Regions from separate parts of the Homo sapiens genome. Here region 2 is linked to region 1. Evidence: read pairs that join two places in POLR2A ChIA-PET (ENCODE). Cell type or tissue: A673. All regions are shown on one strand.

Region 1 (5,000 bases):
GTGACAAGATTGATCTTTAAGAATTGAGCATAGATTGGTGACCTAGTGATTCCAGTTCTAGGAATTTATCTTATAGATATGCTTGCACTTAAGTAAAAATAATAATAGATGTTCACAGTTACTCTTTGCAGTTTTGTACATAAGCAAACAATTGAAAACAACATAAATACGTATACATAGAAAACAAGCCAAATAATCTATATATAGTAGTCCCTCCTTATTCAGTTTCACTTTCCCTAGTTTCAGTTACCGGCAGTCAACCGCAGTCTAAAAATGTTAAATGGAAAATTTCAGACATACAAAAATCATGTTTTAAATAGCATGTCATTCTGAGTATTGTTATAATTGTTCTTTGTTATTAGTTATTGTTGGTAATCTCTTACTGTGCCTAATTTATGAATTAAAGTTTATCATAGGTATGTATGGATAGGGAAAAACATAGTGTGTATACAGAGAGTTTGGAGTTATTCATGGTTTCAGGCATTCACTGGGGGGTCTTGGGCCTATGCCTAATAGATAACTAGGAACTACTGTATGTACATTCAATGGAATACTATCTGGGTGTTAAAATTATTAGGCAGCTTTCCATATGTTAAAATTAAAAGATCTGCAAAGTCTGCTAAGCTAGCAGAAAAAGTTGCAATGCAGTATGTTTGAAATGCTATCATTTATTACAGAACAAATCAAAATGAGCCTTTATATGAAAACATATTTTAAAAACAGTAGACAATAGTAGTTTCCTACAAGGAAGGAAACTGGATGGTAGGGTAAAATGATAGAAGGAAGATAAACTCTGTTTTTATATACTTTAATACCTTTGAATCACGTGCACATAGATTAGCTATTCAAAACCCTAAATAAAACTTCACGCATGAATCTGAAAAAAAAATGTAGCTTAAAATATGAAAGAAAATAAAGAATGGGTGATGAGGAAATTAATACTATGTACCACACAACTCTGAAAAAGTTTCAAAAAGAAGATTAAAAGTAGCTGGAGTGGGCCATGGAGACTTGTTTTTAAAATGGGAGTTACTAATGTCGGAAGTAGACCAATGAGGATAAACTACACAGAAGGCAAAGCTGATGGTGGGACAAAAAGGAATACTGTGGGAGCAAACCCTTTAATAAGTGGTAGGGGATGGCATGACTGGTGCTAGTAAGAGAGGGAACTAGCAGGTTGAGGAACAGGGACAGTGCCATTTCCCAGAAACTCCCAGATTTGGATCTGTCCTTTGGCCAGCATCCTACATTCCTAAAGCTAAGTGTGCTTGGGACAGTTGCATGTACAATTGCAGTTGATGGCATCATAAAGTCTCAGGTCTTAATGTCATTCGGATCATCACTCTCATCAAATCTTTCTTACCATTGGTTGCCACTCCCTCCAGTTTCCCACCTGCTCCAAACTAACACTGTCTCTGCCCCCTCCCCCTTCAGTCTCAGGACAGTTCTTCACCGGGACTTCAGAGGTTCTCAAGAATGAATCTCCCTCACCAGTTCCAACTCCTGTATGTCTATCTGCTCAGCTCCTCTGCTTCCCTCTAGGCCGATTGTCAAGCTGACCACCCTCTCTGCTCTGGGTCCCACAACTGCCCCCACTCCAATCTGAATTTTGCTTCATAAACAATTCTTTTAACCACCTGCAACTTGAGCCTCTTCTGTATTTCATGACTTTGTTATTTAAAGGTATTAAGATTATATCACTCCCATCCATCCATAAAACCAGCAGAAAAACAGCAAAACTCTCATGACCCTGACCCCCCTCCACCCGCCGTAGCTAGAGTCCCATTTGATCTTTTCTCAGCTATCTTCCCTCAAAAAAAAAAAACCTAATTTTTATTTCCTGTCACCAGCTCCTCCACTCCCATTAACTCCTCTCCCACCACAGGCCGGATTCCACTCCCACGATCCCATGAAACTACTTTGGCAATAGTCACTATATTATTAAATCAGAAGCTACTGATCACTGAAAACTCAGCTCACCGAATGACTCAGTAACATTGGACAAAGCTAACCATTAATCATCCATGCCTTATTTTTCCTGAGGCTCAGAGACACTTGTCTTTCCTGTGAAGTCTCTGACAGCACTCTCTTGGTCCCCTTATTATATCTTTGATTTTTACTTCTTCATTCGTTTGGTGATCCTCTTCCATTGCCCATTCTTAGCTCTCTTGTTCATTCACTTCCATTTTATGTTTTGGTCAAAGATCCTTTTGAGAGTCTCAAAACAAAAATAGGAAAAAATGAAAATAAAAACAAACTATGTCATTTCTCCCCAAGGGAAAAATGCACATAGATACAAATATTTGCAGATAATTTTAGACAATTAGCAGACTCATTTAAGTCCATCAGTGAGAGTTGGGAATCTTTCCCAGGCTTTCTTATAAAAAAATTTCATCAGCTACTGTAATTTCAGCAACACCAAATGAGATGATGAATCCTAGTTTGTCCAAATGTGAAGGTGACTCTCAGTTCTAGCATTACCCAATAATAGTCCCCTTTTGGTATATCCAAGTCGTTATACATACTGCCTTCATGATTTTTTTTCATACCTGCATACAACAATGTTTCTTATTTATATCATTTCTTTAAATTGAATCATATTTTAAAATAGCAATAAATAAAAATAAAATCCTTATCAATATTGTTAATGGAAAATTGATACTACTGCCACAAATAAGATGAAATGATAAAAAGAATATAGCAAACAACATAGTGATATTATTACATTTTAATTAGGTATTTATTCTCAGCTAAAAGACTTGAGCCCGAGGCTGATATTCTGTTGAAGTAAAAAGTAGATGAGCAAAAGTTAAGAACAAACTTCCACCAAGCTAGAAGTCTTTGAAGTGGTTAATCCAAAGGGAAAGGAAATTGAAAGGAGAATAAAACCCTCACTATCTGATACAACATTATGTAATTCCATGAGCTGGTACAAGTAGTCCCCTGAGTAGCACCAGTAGGATACATCCTGGCATTGGGGTAAATTCCCCTCTCTTCTGCATATCTAGCCCAATCCTCCCTATTAAACTAAAAGCCCTCAAGATGGTAACATGGACAGATGGATGACCTCCATGCTCAGTTAACAGGTTCATAATTAAACTCATCTTTCTCCCCTAAATGTTTAAGACTCATATAGTCCATATTCTATCAGAGAGACTCTCCAAATTTCTTTTTTAAAGTTTTTCTCCAGACTCAGCCAAATACAGTCAGACTACTCTTAGATGGGTCTCTCGAATATACTATACTTTCCTGATCATTCATTACTTACTTATTCAATATGCTTAGTCTAGACTCTTTCAATACCTTCCAAACTCATCTCCCTGAATCTAGCCTTGCCCTCATTTGTCGTTTTTCCCATATTGTCACCAAATTAACTTTAGGTATTAGTTCTGTCTCATGCTTAAAATCCTTTAGTGGCTCCTCATGTCATTCTGGGAACAAGCCAAGCCCTGTAGCTCATCCTTCCAAGTCCTTCTTCCTCTGAATTTCTGCTCCAACTTTACTTTCAGCCACCCTTCCTTGCCAGCCCACTAGCTATGCTCAGCAACAGGGAACTACTCACACTTCTCTGACATAGGTTTTCCTTTCTTCTCTCAGCTCTGAATATCCTTCCTTCCACCTGGCAAATTCTTAGTCATTTGCCAAAATTTACATGGATTTGTTTTTCTTCCCAGACTTCTTCCTTTGCTAAAAAGTAATTCACTCCTCTAAAGTAGCTGTGATCCTTTTGTAAATATCCATAGTGCATTCACCATGCTGTTTGTATTTTATTTATTTACATGTCTCTTCTCTCCAGTTAGGCTAGTGAGTACCTGGAGGCAGAAATGGAGTCTTTTCCATCTCTGTATCTTCAGACTGAATGAACTGTAGTGCTCAGCACAAACAGCATCAAAGGGAAACTTCTGTGACTCTTGTGTTGCCTGAGTTAAGAGCAACTGTAAACAAGCCATGTTATGTAATACTTTACAACTACCCTTGAGTAGGAGTGATTTTCTGGAAATCACCTCAAAAAATTGTCTTTCTTGGTTCATTGGTACTCTGTCTATGGCATTTCTCTCTTTCAAACTGTTTCATAAAATTAAAAGACAAAATAAAACCCCAGAGAAGTTTCCTAATGTAATCTTCTGTATCTACAGTCTTTAAGACAGATGGCTATTTCTCTTATTTAACAAAATATCAAGAAAAGTATATAGTCTCACTCAATAACCCACTTTAGTGTTAAGCTGCCTTTATTTTTCGTATACAATATAAATTGACATTACTATAGTTATTTCTATTCTTTTTTCTTGAAATGAATATGGAGTTACATTTTCCTTATGTCAAACTTTCATCTATTTCAAAACAATGCCAACTAATATTGAACAAAAATATCTGAATTAAATCTGGAGTTATTAATAAGCACTCATCTTTTGCAGAGGCTTAACTTTCTAGCTTATCTAGGATTCAAAGCTCTTTGGTGCTAATTTAGCTTCAGTCTTTCCTTTCTTTTTGTATTATCTCCTCATCTTATACCTTATAGTATACCAGTGTAGTAGCACACTTATAGTGAAAATTAGTGGAGTAAAATCTTGTTTGTGTGAACCCAGAATATCTGAAACAGGTCTCAATTAATTTAGAAAGTTGATTTTGCCAAGGTTAAGAGTGCACCTGTGACACAGACTCAGGAAGTCCTGACGACATGTGCCCAAGGTGGTCGGGGCACAGCTAGGTTTTATACATTTTAGGGAGACATGAGACGTCAATCAATATATGTAAGAAGTACGTTGATCTGGTCTGGAAAGGTGGGGCATCTTGAAGCAAGGGCAGGAGGACTTGCCAGGAGGGAGCTTCCAGATCACAGATAGGTGAGACACACACAGTTGCATTCCTTTGAGTTTCTGATTAGCCTTTCCAAAGGAGGCTATCTCAGTGAGCAGAGGGATGACTTTGAATAGAATGGGAGGGGAGGCAGGTTTGCCCTAAGCAGCTTGCAGCTTGAGTTTTCCTTAGTGATTTTGGAG
Region 2 (5,000 bases), 1.2 Mb after region 1:
AGGTGATCCACCCACATTGGCCTTCCAAAGTGCTGTGATTAAAGGCGTGAGCCACTGAGCCGGGCCTAAACTTCCATGAAATTCTGAAGATCTTCAAACCCCTTCATATATGTTACATAACACAATTATTAAAGATATTTAAATTTGACAGATACTCATTGTATGTTTTTTATTAAAATCACAGTTTTTAAATGAAGTTTCAATTGCACATTAGAGGTCTATTACCCAGGAAAATATCACATCATATTAATAGAAATATTTTAAGATTTCTATTAAAAGAAATCTTTTAAGATTGAGAATAAGAAAACTTATTCTCAAATCAATGAAATAGCGGTGAATCTGCCTTAACTAGCTATGACCTAAGTATTCTCTTTAGATGTTACATTTTAATATTTTTTTAATTGCAGAGATTTAAAATAATGCTTTGACAAATTTTTTTCTCAAGACAACATAAACTTTGATGACTTGTTTCCACAGGCTTAGGAAATATAAGAACTTTATATGACAATTTTATCTAGACATATGCTGCTTATAAAATGTCATTTGCAAGCTACATGCTGGGATATATTCTGTCTAGTACATAGGATGCTTCCACCGGTTGAGCAATGTGCGTGTTTCAGTAAGAGTATAATAAAACATTTGAGAGTTTGTGACAGCTAAAATCATGACCAAGATAAATTAATCATTTTCTGTGATCCTTAAAGCCAAAGTTTCATGTGCATTTCAAAAATATACGTGTGTTTTGGAAAAGGTCATGTTTCATTAAACAAAATATGAATATTTTGATAATGTTCACTATTTTTAAAAACTACAACCGTATTCCCTATGATTCCCTCACTTTAGCAAAAGTAACTGTGTCCACTATCTCTTCAACCAAACATTACTATTGTCATTATTTGAATTGAATAAGAATGTATCAAGTACAAAGAAAATATAATCAATGGGGGTATTATGAAATACAGATGTCAAAATTCATATGTTTACTCTTGAAAATTAAATTTTAGGTATATAGATGGAAATGTTTCAGTGTTAAATCAGTTTCTAAAGCATCATAGATTTGTCAGAAGGCCTCAGTTGGACATAGGTGGGGTGCATGCGTGTGTGTGTGTGTGTGTGCATGTGTGTATGTTTCAGTGATAAGTTTGTGTGTGATTTCTGATTATAGAGTTTGAAATTTTTTCATTAAAACTTTCTGAACCAATACTAAAAATCGGAAATTTTCATATAACAATCTAGATGTTATTCTCTTTTTGAAAACCAGAAATAATGCGGAGGTGCATAGAGGCTTTAGTTTGACACTCATTTACATTCATTTGAGACCTATAAGCATTTGAGTTTTAAACATAGTTTTAGACCAACTCAATGAGTTCGTGGCTTCTTCTTACGTTAGGCCCCAGAGATAGTGTAGAGGGGGAGTTCAACTGTACAAAATAGTGGAATTTATATAGTAGCGGAAGCAAAGAGAGTAGATTTTAATTTTAGTTATGCTTATACAGATTACAGGCATTTCTTGCTAAATGTCAGAAAACAGTTTCTGAAAATTAGACAACCTTCATGAATGCACTAACCTGGAGCTTATTTTATCCTATTGTAAGTATAAGAAATCATAACATGCCTTGTGCACTCAATATGTCTCATTTATTTTATGAATCATTATGCAAGGTTTGTCACATCTGTTTTAACTGTTAATTTTTTTTTTTATTTCAGTAACTTGTTTCTAATAGATAACATTGCTTTGTGGTTAAATTTGTCAAAAGTGCCATTATTGTACATCCAAAGTAGCTCTTCATTATAACAGACTATGATGATTATAAAGAGTAATGCAATAATGAAAGGAAGACTTTGGAAACATCATACACAACATTAGCTATAATTTTCTATTTGAAAATCTAGAATTATTATAAAAAGGAAAATTTGACAATAAATTTTCTTAGAAAACATTTGAGAGAAAGCATCTATAAGTAGCCATTCAGGAACACGGAAATTTTATTTTGGAGGGCAACACACTTTAAATTTCTTTGCTAGAAGATTTTCCAATTTTTATATTTGCTTTTGTAAGCTGTAGTAAGTGGAAATTCTTTCTTTCTTTTTCTTTTTTTTTTTTTTTACCATGGCAACAAAGGGCAAGTTCTATTCTAACCTTAGGCAATAAATTAGGATTGGAATTGTTCATATACTTTGCTAATGAAAACACTGAAAAATGTATTAACAAATATCTCTGAACCTTAAAAGTAATCCTTCCTTCCTTCCTCTCCCTTTTTCTTTTTTCTTTCTCTTTCTTTCTTTCTTCTTTCTCTCTCTTTCCTTTCTTTCTTTCTTTCTTTTTCTTTCTTTCTTTCTTTCTTTTTCTTTCTTTCTTTCTCTCTCTCTTTCTTTCTTTCTTTTTCTTTCTTTCTTCTTTCCTGCTTTCTTTCTTCTTTTTCTTTTGTTTATTCTTTCTTTAGAGGGAGAGTAAAAGAGACTCTGTCTGTGTGTGTGTGTGTGTGTGTGTGTGTGTGTGTGATGTTTGCAGTTATGCAATAGTCTAATACTCATTAGCTAGGAAGTAGTGTTGATACACAGTTTACCACAGACACTATTTCAAGTATTCAGGAAGCATAGAAAGTACATACATACATGCATACTTTCAAAAAAATCAATATACAAACTTGCTGGGAAAAAAATCATGTTAACTTTGTGCTATGGAAATTTTTTTTCAGAAAGAATAGGAAATACACGCACATACATACACATTTAAGACAGTATTTCATTGTCAGTTTTAAGATAATAATAGGAAACATAATTTTATGAGTCATAGTCTGCTTGACTTTAATCCTTTCAGACATTGCAACCATTTGATTAAGTGCTATATGAGCTTTCTCCCCCAACACTCTCAAAGTGTCATCTGTCATAGCCTTGCTGTCACAGCTATAAAATATGACTGTCTAATGATATTAGAGCTAAGAAATATGATGTTGGGTTTGGCTTTTCAGATCACAATGATTCCTTACTGTAAGCCATGTAGCATGTTCCCAGTGTACATAACGGAAAAGGAGATTATAAATTGAACACATAAACATAGCAGATTTTGGGGGGAAAGACTGTAAAAAGTAACATTATTTTACGGTTAGACATATTCAATCCAAAATCGCATGAAAATAAAAACTTATTGTCTCCAAATTTCATTTTTTTCTAAGAACATTCCTATAAATTTATTATTTTGAGGATATGAAAAATTATATACATAAGCTAAATCACCTGATCAGAATATTTGCTTGAGTTGTCTATATTAATACTGTATCTAGATTTGTTATTATCTGGTCCCTAAAAATATCCTAATATGTTGCTGACACTGTAAGTGTCAACTAAATGTGGAGCATGATCTCATGGGATTTGTGATAAGAGAAAATATTTTCTATTTCCTGTTAAAATATATAATTCAGCTGTGTCACTGTGTCATATTGGGCAAGTTACTTAACTTCTCTTTCTTATTGTCCTTATGTATAAAACTATGCTTTCAATATTTTACTAGCAGAGACTAGTGTGAATTAAATTTAAAAAATACATGTGAAAAAATTAGAAGTCTTGACTCATAGAAAGTGCTCAATAACATATAGTTATATTTATCATTGGGAATATTGCTGAAAACATGTGGTAAATCTATTCCTGTTCATAAACAATGCCATAATTTAGATCTGTAATTTGGGAACTTTGGTCCCATACTTCTAAAATAATTAAACAACTTGTAGAGAATAAAAAGAATATAACAAAATTAATTGAGGAGATTAGGGTACATCCAAGAATCATTGCTTTGGTTCACGGAGCTTTATGAATTATGAGATATGTCAAAGTAGACAATAAAGAAATGTGAAAAGTAGAAGTAGCCTAAAAGGAAATAAAGATGACCATTAGGGGAAAATATAATATTTTGAATGGATGAGGTTTAGCCAGACTATTATATGTGAAAAGTATGGTGTATTGTTTAGCAAACAACAACTGAGAAGAGTGTACAAAACTCAGATGCATAGAATCTGTCCTCCAAAAATACATGTGCAAGTAAAGGAACTGGAAAATACATAAATACCATAAGACAAACTTGCCAGACTGGAAAAATGCACAAAGGGCATGAAATACTTGTGGAATGGTAATGTGAGGATTGCTTTGGACCGTCTTCTAAAACAAAACAACCATAACTTTCCACAAAGCAACTATAGCTCATGAAAATTACAAAAACAAAAAATTAAAAATAAAACCTCTTTAAGTCTCTGGAAATTGTCCTAAGGGCATACAGCAAATGGAGAAACATTTACTCAATAGAGTCTATGCAATTGGAATCTGTGCCATTTCACCTATAACCTACTCACCCTCCTCCCCCAGCTCAGTGTGACAAAAGTTCTACTGAAGGCAGGTGTAGCCAAGAAGATAGAACTCACTCTTCTCCCAGCTCCCTGTCTAACATTTTGACTTCTTCCTAAGAAGTAAAAGCTATGAGCATTACTACTCATCCATTCTTCCCAGCTCCATTGAAAAAGCTTTATTCCAAGGGGCGGTTCCAAGATGGCCGAATAGGAACAGCTCCAGTCTACAGCTCCCAGTGTAAGCGACACAGAAGACGGGTGATTTCTGCATTTCCAACTGAGGTACCGGGTTCGTCTCACTGGGGCTTGTTGGACAGTGGGTGCAGGACAGTGGGTGCAGCGCAACGAGCGTGAGCCGAAGCAGGGCGAGGCATTGCCTCACTTGGGAAGCACAAGGGGTCAGGGAATTCCCTTTCATAGCCAAGCAAAGCTGTGACAGAGGGCACCTGGAAAATCGATTCACTCCCACCCTAATATTGTGCTTTTCCAATGGTCTTAGCAAATGGCACACCAGGAGATTATATCCCGCCTGGCACAGAGGGTCCCACGCCCACAGAACCTGGCTCATTGCTAGCACAGCAGTCTGAGATCGAACTGCAAGGCAGCAGTGAGGCTGGGGGATGGGCGCCTGCCATTGCTGAGGCTTGAGTAGGTAAACAAAGC

The links. ChIA-PET counts read pairs that join two places held together with the same protein. Peaks named below come from ENCODE experiments on the same cell type or tissue, not always from the same donor. Only the 100,000 strongest peaks of a DNase experiment are listed, where the experiment ranks them.
Region 2: POLR2A ChIA-PET joins it to region 1 with 7 read pairs; 1 of 35 experiments calls an interaction of 5 or more read pairs at or near these places.

What each region holds. Positions count from the first base shown.
Region 1 is chr3:87,796,780-87,801,779 of GRCh38, forward strand. The region is part of intron 1 of HTR1F (5-hydroxytryptamine receptor 1F); the gene reads left to right. Among named protein-coding and RNA genes, the nearest start is that of HTR1F, 6.6 kb to the left of the region's middle. RefSeq lists cis regulatory regions at 1,235-1,555, 4,776-4,963. In A673, no CTCF peak of the experiment used is centred here; a DNase peak (open chromatin) is centred at 1,932; H3K4me3 peaks cover 306 bases; H3K27ac peaks cover 2,204 bases.
Region 2 is chr3:89,029,994-89,034,993 of GRCh38, forward strand. No RefSeq gene overlaps it. Among named protein-coding and RNA genes, the nearest start is that of EPHA3, 75 kb to the right of the region's middle. In A673, no CTCF peak of the experiment used is centred here; a DNase peak (open chromatin) is centred at 2,838; H3K27ac peaks cover 971 bases.